Linked DNA regions of Homo sapiens: region 2 is linked to region 1. Evidence: chromatin loops called from intact Hi-C (ENCODE). Cell type or tissue: K562. All regions are shown on one strand. Links, peaks and the distances in the headings refer to the core of each region. The heading gives the core; the rest is flanking DNA.

Region 1 (5,457 bases), core at 292-5,291:
GCTGGCGTTTCTAATTAAATACTTTAATGTATACTGTAACAGATCATAATTTACAAGTTTTAAGGTTAGGCACCTACCTGTAGTAGAAGATCCATTGGTTTGGTTTGTAGTCATGCAATTATTTTTCCAAATGGACAAAAGTAGGACACAAATAACAAGATTCATGTCCGCAACTTGGTTCAAATGATTTGTCTACTAAGGTAACTACTGAATTTATACAGTTCAGAGTGTTCTAGGCATTTATGACATCATTACCATTGTGTGTCATACTCTGACAACATAATCTCACCATAGGGAAGCATAAGCTTCTGTATACAAATTTTACCAAATGACTTTTTTTTTTTTTTTTTTTTTTGAGACGGAGTTTGGCTCAGGCTGGAGTGCAATGGCATCATCTTGGCTCTCTGCAACCTCCACCTCCCGGGTTCAAGGCACGGTGGCTCACAGCTGTAATCCCAGCACTTTCGGAGGCGGAGGTGGGCGGATCACTTGAGGTCAGGAGTTCAAGACCAGCCTGGCCAACACGGTAAAACCCTGTCTCTATTAAAATGCAAAAATAGCTGGGCATGGTGGTGGGCACCTGTAATCCCAGCCACTTGGGAGGCTGAGGCAGGAGAATCACTTAAACCTGGGAGGTGGAGGTTGCAGTGAGCCGAGATTGCGCCACTGCACTCCAGCCTGGGCGACAGAGCAAGACTCTGTCTCAAAAAAAATAAAATAAAGAGTAAAAAAGAAATGAAAGAACATGTCCTATAAAGGTGACAGTGTTTGAAATTATGCATTTGGGGCCATTGGAATATAATAAAATTAAACATTAATTGGAAAACCCCCAGCCTGGCCAATATTGTGAAACCCCCTCTCTACCATAAAAAAAAAAATACAAAAATTAGCCGGGCGTAGTGGCAGGCACCTGTAATCCCAGCTACTCAGGAGGCTAACACAAGACAATCACTTGAACCCAGGAGGCAGAGGTTGCAGTGAGCCTAGATGGCGCCACTGCACTGCAGCCTGGGTGACAGAGCAAGACTCCATCTTAAAAAAAATAAAAAACCAAAAAAAAAAAAATACAACTCAGTTTTACCCTGAAGGTCTAAATAATCCTGCTCATACTTTTTAACTGTATAAAAATCAGAAAATGTTATTCTATTGCTTTTGAATAAGCTGCTTTTGAAAATTTGAATAGGGCTTATAAAGTGAAAGAATGTATCTGTCACCTTTTTTAAAAAAAGAAATCAGGTTTTTTTTTTTCCCTAGTGTTGGATACATGGTAGACAAATATCTTAAAGCCAGTATTTCAGAAACAGCTTCCAAATTAATTTGAACATTAACTTCATATTCATAATGGTTACAAAAACACTTTACTTTCTTTGGCTTTAACATAGATTTATATGATTTTTATTTCATTTGCAAGTTTACATGACTAGCATGTTAGTAATAATAGATTTCACTCAGAAATTCTAGGTATTATTTTGATAAAAATTGTATATAATAAGTACACTATAAAACCCCATTTCTTGCTTCATATTTGTTGTTGTTATTGTTTTGATTGTTGCCAGGACTAGAGTAAAACCCAGTGAGATATTTGCCTGTAGCACAAAATTTAAGGGGTGTTGCAAAATTCAGTAATCAAATAAGATTTTAACGTGATATTTAAAAACCAAAATTAATGCCAAAAATCTATGACCAACAAAATATTGAACATTTAAATAAAGACAGGATCTGATTCTGCATTTGCATGAGCCTGTCCCACTCCCCTCACCCTAATCCCAGCTCTGTATCTTGAGCCTGCAGGGCCATATTTATTCTTTTCCACTTTAAAAAGCAGAGGGGAAGGGTCCAAGGACTTAGCCAGGTACTTAACAGGGCTGTGTCCCCAAGACCCCTAAAAATCTCACTAGGTCATTTTCCCCAGAGAGCTGCTCCTGGGCCCTTGTGTAATGATTCTTGGTGAAGAATGGCTGCTCCTGGTTTCTCTCTCCTTGGTTCTCCAGAGATTAACCTGTACCACTTTTCTGATTTCCGCCATTATATTTGATTGTCTTGCTTCCAATGTCTGGCTGGCGTCATATCTATAGGAATCAGTAGTAGGAAAAGCTCCTAAGCTCTTCCCAGCACCCACATGGCAAGTTTGAACCTTTGCCCTCATCCGGGTGAGAGGAACCTTTCTGGGGTTGCCACCTTGGGGATTTCTACTGCCCTCCTCTGGACCTCAATTGACAGTGCAATTCCGCCTTGGGCCTTCAACTTTTTCCCCTTATTTGATTTTTTTTAATTAAAAAAATATATGCACCTTATAAAAATTTTAAATCACACAGAGGTATTTCAGACTTCCTTTATCCCTTGAGATCTTCTGACCCCTTTAAAATTGCTTTAAATATTCCTTACTCACAGCTTGTGAAGATGCCTGAAATCTTCATCTCTATTTTTAATTGCACTTTAAAATTGCATTAGGAATATATTAATATTAACCCATTCTCATTATGAAAAATACACAAGACAGACATATACAGAATAAAACGTTATAGACTCTTTTCCTTCCCCACTCCACTCTATCCCCATTCTGGAGACAATGACACAAAAATTTGATGTGCATCTCTCAGATCTCTTTCTACATATTTACATACATATCTATGTACATGATGCACACCCATACTACATATAAATGGGAACATTCTATAAATATTCCTTTTCAGGATTTAAAAAAATCACACAACTATTCATATGCTGATATTCATAGCAGTATTATTCGCAATAGCCAAAAGGTGGAAACAACCTAAATGTCCATCAACAGATAAATGGGTAAACAAAATGCGGTATATGCATACAACGGAACAATATTTAGCCTTAAAAAGGAAGGGAATTCCAATATATAATACAACATGAATGAACCCTGAAAACATTATGCTAAGAAATAAGCCACATATTATATGATTCCACTTATATGGGGTACTTAGAGTGGTCAAATTCATAGAGACAGAAAGTAGAATGGTGGTTACCAGGGGCTGGGTAGAGTGGGGAACGGGGAATTATTGTTTAATGGGGACAGAGGTACAGTTTGGGATGGTGGAAAACTTCTGGATATGGATGTGATGATGACTGTACAGCAATGTGAATCTGCTTGATGTCACTGAAGTGTACACTCAGAAATGGTTAAAATAGTAAATTTTATGTTATATTAATTTTCTGCAATAAAAATATTTAAAAAAAATACACAACTAATGCTTAAACCATTTCCTTGTAAAAAAAAAAAAAAAAAAAAGTCACATGTGGCTGGGCACGGTGGCTCACGCCTGTAATCCCAGCACTTTGGGAGGCCAAGGAGAGTGGATCACCTGAGGTCAGGAGTTTGAGACCAGCCTGGCCAGCATGGTGAAACCCCGTCTCTACTAAAAATACAAAGATTAGCCAGGTGTGGTGGCAGGCACCTGTAGTCCCAGCTACTCGGGAGGCTGAGGCAGGAGAATCGCTTGAACCCAGGAGGCGGAGGTTGCAGTGAGCCGAGATCGCGCTATTGCACTCCAGCCTGGGCAACAAAAGCAAAACTCCATCTCAAAAAAAATAAAATAGAATAAAATAAAATAAAATAAGTGGTCAAGAAATGTTATTATTATTGGGTATAGTACCCACTTTTAGAGAGTTGATAAAGTAGGCCAGCAGATAATACCTATGTTGTTAATATCAGGAGTCAGGGACTGAAGGGAATTTGAGAATGGGGGCCAGAAAGAGAAGCAGAAGAGTCCCCAAATGGAAAGTGAGTGGTTGCCAATCAACTCTAGTGTTTAACTTTATGAAACAAAAAGTAGAAGAGATATAAGAACAAATAGATAGAAGCAAAGTTATACTACACAACTTTCAGCTCAAGATAAATCAAGTGGACACAAAATTATTAAGGAGGTAGAATATGTAAATAACATAAAATATAATCAATAGGGTTGATCATATATACATATATATGGAACTTTACAGTCCTTCCTTCTCTTTTTCACAGACATAATGAATTGTTTTATCTTCTTGGGGGCAGGAAATCTATCATTTTGGAAAACCACTTCTTTCCACCTCAACCAAATGGTCTTGATAAGAACTAACAATTATAGTATCCCTCTCTCCTGGCCACAAGGGTGAGCATGTGGCTCAGGCTAGACCAGTAATCGGTTCCCATCTCTAACCATAGTGATTGGTTTATAGTTGGGCATGTGACTCAGGACAGGCTAATCAGAAGTTTTCCCCAAAGATTTTTCAAACAATCTGGGCTGAGAAATTCCCTTACCACCAGCGCAGTAAACCTGGAAAAGATGTCCAAAGGTACCTGTGACACAGCCCCTGATGGCAGGAGTAAGCTAATTAGAAAGGATGAAAGTGGCTGGGTGTGGTGGCTCATGCCTGTAATCCCAGCACTTTGGGAGGCTGAGGCGGGCATATCTCTTGAGTTCAGGAGTCCGAGACTAGCCTGGCCAAAATGGTGAAACCCCGTCTCTACTAAAAATACAAAAATTAGCTGGGCATGGTAGCACACACCTATAATCCCAGCTACTTGGGAGGCTGAGGTTGGAGAATTGTTTGAACCCAGGAGGCAGAGGTTGCAGTGAGCCGAGATCACGCCACTGCACTCCAGCCTAGGCCACAGAGTGAGACTCTGTCTCAAAATAAATAAACAAAGAATAAAAGTGACATAAAGAGAAACATAAAGATGAAAGATGGAGAGTCTTCCAAGGAGAGTTACAATTCCTGTTTTCCTACAGCCATCTGCATTGCTGCCCTTCTAGTGGTTTGATTATATGTATTAATATAGTCCTTTTTTTGATTCACTGGTTGGAACTGGCTTTGTGTCATTTTCAACCAGAAGGGCTCTAACGAATACAAATTGATGTGATGTGTGTATATAAACAACAGGATAATAGCACGGAGGTCCCTGAGCCATTAATTCAGATTGATGGGTCAAAGCCAGACCCAGCATACTTGTTCTCGGGACAGCAGCCCCCAGCCACACCTCTGTAGCACAGGGGATGCTGCTGAGGTAGAATGAATCTGACACCTACGTTCACTGGAATTTTAAATGTTCCCCTGCCAGCAGTTACCAATACATCTCCTCTTTGCAGGCATGGACATTTCTGGTGAGAAGACTGTTAACAGCTTCCCCTCTTATATCTCTGTGCATAGCCAGTAAGACTTCCCTGCCAGTGCAAAGGCATGTGTATTCTTACTTGCATACGTTCACAACATGTGTACACATGCGTGCCCTCCAGGGTCTTCACACATGCACATATATGCATGAGCTCTCAGGTAGAACATGTAGGAAGCATCTGTAGTACTAGAAATTATGTTTCGTTTATTTTTAAATCTCATATGCCATATGTCTGTTAATGTGCTCTAGTTATTACCACATAAAGAATGAATAGCTGGTTTGATCTCAATTGTCGTCCAGCCTCAATTTGTTCAGTGACTGACATTAATGAAATC
Region 2 (5,457 bases), core at 116-5,115, 380 kb before region 1:
AAACTGAGTTCTTTACAATGCCTTCATAGATCATCTACAGCAAACGGTTAAACACAAACTGGCTTCCTCTGACTTTTTGCTCGCATTTAACAACTACTACTATCCATTCCATCCCCAGCTAACATTAATTAAAGAAATTAAACTTCTTTTTATTATTAGTCTAAGCCTGAGATTCCCAAAGTGTGGGAGACAGACTGTTGTGGGTTCCTGAGACCCTTTCAAGGGGTCTGCAAGGTCAACCTACATTAAGACACTATTTGCCTTTTTCACTCTCATCCTCTCACAAGTACACAGTGGAGTTTTCTAGAGGATACTAGGTGTATGGTAGCACAACAAATTGAATGCAAAAGTGGATATGAGAATTCACCTTTTACTGAGCCAGAAGTTAAAGTGATTTACAAAAGTATTTCTTTTGTAAGTATTTAAGTATTTAAATCAGTCTTCTCACTGATTTTTATTTTGAAAAATGTAACTTTTTAAACAAAAATCTTATTGATATAAACTTACAATGGGTTTATTAATATTTTTAAACAATTATTACATTCAAAATTTTGTATTTCTTAGTTTTATCACATGGTAAATATCAATAGATGTAACCTATATACCATGGAATACTCTGCAGCCATAAAAAGAAATGCAATCATGTCCTTTGCAGCAAGGTGGATGCAGCTGGAAACCGTTATCCTAAGCAAATTAACGCAGGAACAGAAAACCAAATACCACGTGTTCTCACTTATAAGTGGGGGCTAAGCATTGGGTACACGTGGACACAAAGATGGGCACAATGAACACTGGGGACTACTAGAGGGAGGAAAGAGGGTTGGCAGAAGGGCTGAAAAACTACATGTTGGGTACTATGCTCACTACCTGGGTGACAGGACCATTCATACTCCAAATCTCAGCATCACGCAGTATTCCCATGTAACAAAACCTTACACATGTACCTCCTGAATCTAAAATAAAAGTTGAAAGTATTTTTTAAAAGATATAACCTACATAAACAAGAGTTCTTTGGGGTTTTCAATTTTCAAGGATGTAAAGGCTTCTTTCATTAAAAAGTTTGGGAACTGCAGGTATAGACAATTAACTCTGGACAAATATCTTACCAGATCTAAGTCTCAGTTTCCTCCTCTGTAAATTGAAGGTAATAAAGCCCGCTCTTTTTCATACTAATACTGTGAATATTAATTGAGAAATCATTTGGGAAACGGTAAACTATCACACAAATATGTATTATGGTCATCATAGTATTAGGAGAAACAATATCTACTTTTTTAAAGACTGCATTTCAGAGTCAATGCTGTACAGCTTTGTGATTATCCATGCCATTATCCTTTTTTTTTTTTTTTTTTTTTTTTGAGACAGAGTTTCGCTCTTGTTGCCCAGGCTGGAGTGCAAGGGCACTATCTCAGCTCACTGCAACCTGCACCTCCTGGGTTCAAGCGATTCTCCTGCCTCAGCCTCCTGAATAGCTGGGATTACAGGCATGCGCCACCACAACCGCCTAATTTTGTATTTTTAGTAGAGACGAGGTTTACCCTCTTATACTAACAGTAGAACTGCCAAATGTAATTGATTCCTCTGAAGGGCACCAAGGAGCACTCTACCTCCAAGCATCACTCCTACCTTCCAAGCTGGTGACTTTAGAAAAGTAGGGATTTACTCCCAAACAGTCCTACCTCCTCTTTAATAGCCCACTGGTATCCTACCAACTTGCAAACTATTCCTTCTATAAACACTTTAACCTTAAAGCAACCTCCTTTAATTTTACAGGGTGCTCCCTTGCTCTAATATGCTGAGATTTTATATCATTAGTGTATTTTTGAGAACACACTAAAATATATCCCCCAGATGTTATTAAATCGTTTTTAATGTATAATGCTTATTTCCTTTATTTTCTAATCTGGAATCCAAACTGGTTTTTAAAGTGTATTTGAAGCCCCTTTGTTCTCTGATTTTATTTCACATGCCTGGATGGAAAACACAGTGGTGAAGCTCTACTAAAGATAAAACTGGGATTTTAGAGATTTGGAAAGATTGACTATCTATTTCATCAACATCAGCAGAAGCTCTATGTATAGGTCAAACAGGTTCTACTTAAAGACAGAAGTGCTTCCTGATGTTCATAATAAGATTTATTTCAACTATTTTAGCAATGGCTTACTCCTAATGGCCTCAAGGATGCTGACAAAAGATTGCCCCTATGTGCTCCACCTATATTTCATCAGTAAAACTGCCTCAATAATTTTAATTTACTATATTATTACTAACCATGAGGGGCCTATTTTCTTCTTCATTTTCATCATAAGTAGGGTAGAAATAGTTGCTTGACCATTCCGCAGGTTCTTCAGAGATTTCTGCAGATTGTGATGCCTCAGTCCAAACTATAAGAAAAGTGTGGAATGTGGCAGTTACTTCATGGTGCTAATTTACCACAAGGTGAGAAGTAAAACTAGCTGTAATCCTTTAAAAAGTTGAATTTAAAAAAATGGATTAACCAATCTAATGTAAGCAGCAAATTAACAGATCTCATCCTGGCCACATTAAACTATTCATGCAACCTGGGAAAAGTCATTGTCATCTTTTTCTAACTTGGTTTCCTCACCTGTCAAATGAAGGCATTAGTACTATGCTCTCTCCTTACTTCTTTGGGGGCCACAGCATAGATGACCTGAGGGAAGTGACCTTTAATTGGATAAATGGAAACTCTACAAGGCTATCATTACCTTTTTCTCCTCAACCAGTAGAGAACTCTTCCATATTAAGGATCATCATATTAAAGTGTTGAGTATCAGGCACTCTGTTAGGCATTTCTCCAAAGAAGTCTATGCTGTTGATCCTAGAGTTGTTTAGGTGATCCTCATGTATGCTTCTACAGCACTTCGTACTTCCCTGCTGTAACACTCGCCAAATTTACTTTTAATTGCTTGTTTAACTATCTTTCTATTCTCCTAGCTTCATGAGGATGGCAGCTGAGTGTATCCTAGTTAGACTATATGCCTAGCACTTTGCATAACTCCTGGAATGCAGATCATGCTATGTCAATATTTGTTGAATTAAATAAAGTATTTAAAATCACTTCAAATAAAACCATTCACAGAGGAAGAATAAATATTTCGGCTGTTAATGACTCTTCTCTATTCATTAAACCAACGGTAAGTGAAATGCGCATTCCTTGAAGCCAGTATATATGTTTTATTCATCACTATATCCTTTATAGCAGGGGTTCCCAAACTTGACCATGCATCAAAATCACAGAGAGAGCCTGTTAAAACTCAAGTGGCTGGGCCTTGTTCCCAGAGTTTCTGATCCAGAAGGTCTGAATAGAGCAAGAGAATTTGTCTTCTGTAAAAGTTTCCAGGTGATGTTGATTCTAGTGGTCCAGGGACCACACTTTGACAACCAATACTCTCTAGTGCCCATCAGAGTGTCCTGCATATGCAAGACATGAGAGCCTTATAAAAATGGGTTAACTGTATTTTGTTTATACAAAAATACCAAGTGGGTAGATTTCCAAATTAATAATACGAGGTAAAAATTTGCACACCCATGAGTCTCGTCTTAAGATGACCATGACACATACCTGTATTTGCTTCTGCCTGAACTGACGCAATTGCCTCACAGACCTCCACCACAGTGCTGGTGTGTTCCAATTCAGTTTCCTCAGTACTTATAAAAGCTCCCTGTTGCTTTCTGAAATAGTGATGTATAAAACTAAGTGAGCTTTTGTACAGTTTACAAGTAAAAAGAAATTTAAAGTGGTATTTCTTCCATTGATACCAAGTGTTAAGAACATGCTGAGAATCCATCCAAACAGCCAATACTCCCTATTTAAATCTGTGTGGCAATAGGTTATAATATACAAAAGCTTAAATCTCAGATCCAAGCCAGCAGGTTCTCTATTATGTAAGGAGAAAAACTACTCCCTTCTAGACCCAAAGTAAGGGTATTGTATACAATCCCCGTTGCTCTGTGGACTTATAACATTAATGAATTAGGTAAGTTGTTGTATATAAATGAAGATGAAACCTTCAACTGATTCATATTGTTGAGTATGTACCAGCTACTATTAAGTCAATTACTGCATAAAACCTAAAGATGTTACTCCTATAATGTACGATAAAAGATGGAGCTTTTTGAACTCTGAAAGATAAAGACTTTATCTGCAACTTTTAAATGGTTCTCCTAAATCTCCACGTGAACCACCATATGTTTCATCTGATTTTAGCTACCTCAGAAAGATGACATGCAGCGAAGGAAAAAACAGTATTTCTAATAAGTCATTCAATGATCACCACAGCAAGCAGATGCTGTGTGGTGAATCTCTGTGCCAGGCCTTCAGAATCAATGAGAGAATTCTTTCTGTATATATGCAAATGTTCAGCGAGAACTCCACCTTTTGGAATTTCTAGAGGCTTCCTTAATGACTCCTGGTTGTGTCCAGGCTCAGTTCCCTCCCAGGATCCATACCTTCTCTCTATGTAGAGAGAGGCCAAATCACCAGCAAGAGGTCCCCATCAAGGGACTGTAAAACTGTGAGCCAGTCCTTCATTTGCTCTATTCCCATATTCTTACAACCCTCTTTTTCCAGTCAGATCAAAGGTGACCAAAAATACTTTGAAAAAAAAAGCTTATGAGCACAGCCTCCTTTCCTGTCAGCCTACATGTAATTCTTCCAATGATATATTAAAAATAAAGCATTTTCAATCATGTTTAGAAATCAACCCAAGGGATAACTATTAAGAACTATCAGCCTCCAGTATAAGGCTGGACCTCAGAAAATGATGTTTATGGAATTTGATGAGTTATTGCTAAATTGGTGGATGGTTCTTGTCAGAGATACTTTAATTACATTGCTTCATGTTACATACAGAAAACAAAAGATTGCAGGAGTGGTATTTCTTAAAGAATAATCACTTACTCATCATTCTGCTGAAGAGAAATCTGAAACTTATCCCGTTCTGTTAATTGATCCTGTTGCTTTCTTTTTTTAACTGAGAAATAAAACAAAGCATATTATCATTCAGAAGTCACACTTCTTACTTCCTTGAAGGCCAATGACTTTCTCTCTCTCACACACACACACACACACACACACGCATCCTTGCCATTAGACTTAAGCTTCACAGACTTGAAATAATCAGAGGGAAGGCCAGTCTCAAGTTTGAATTTGGAAAGGTCTGGACCATATAATATTTTATTCAAGAAGTTCAAGTTTAGAAGTAGAACTGGCTCCCATTCCATCATTATAGAGCAATGATTACTCGAGATATTAAGCAGAGTCACCTCATGGAAAGGACTGGGGATTACCACAATCAGTTCACTGTGTTGCTTCTCAACTGCTTCTTAAGCACAAGGGTTCATTTTCTAGTGTAAAGTTCATTCTTCAAAATAGTTTAAACAATCCTCTGAATCTCAATCTCCTACTAATTAAATTAACAAATCTTCTCATTGTAA

The links. Peaks named below come from ENCODE experiments on the same cell type or tissue, not always from the same donor. Only the 100,000 strongest peaks of a DNase experiment are listed, where the experiment ranks them.
Region 2: a loop joins it to region 1, with 3 times the contacts of the local background. A loop is called at or near these places in 1 of 110 quality-filtered maps.

What each region holds. Positions count from the first base shown.
Region 1 is chrX:139,965,332-139,970,788 of GRCh38, forward strand. CXorf66 (chromosome X open reading frame 66) reads right to left here and starts at 190. Exons shown (of 3, transcript NM_001013403.3): 1 at 78-190. The coding sequence starts at 165. In K562, for the core only: CTCF peaks have their summits at 976 and 2,203 (motif pointing left); a DNase peak (open chromatin) is centred at 2,170.
Region 2 is chrX:139,582,795-139,588,251 of GRCh38, forward strand. It overlaps MCF2 (MCF.2 cell line derived transforming sequence), which reads right to left. Exons shown (of 29, transcript NM_001171876.2): 26 at 4,922-4,994; 27 at 3,584-3,693; 28 at 2,272-2,384. Among named protein-coding and RNA genes, the nearest start is that of F9, 55 kb to the left of the region's middle. In K562, for the core only: no CTCF peak of the experiment used is centred there; no DNase peak of the experiment used is centred there.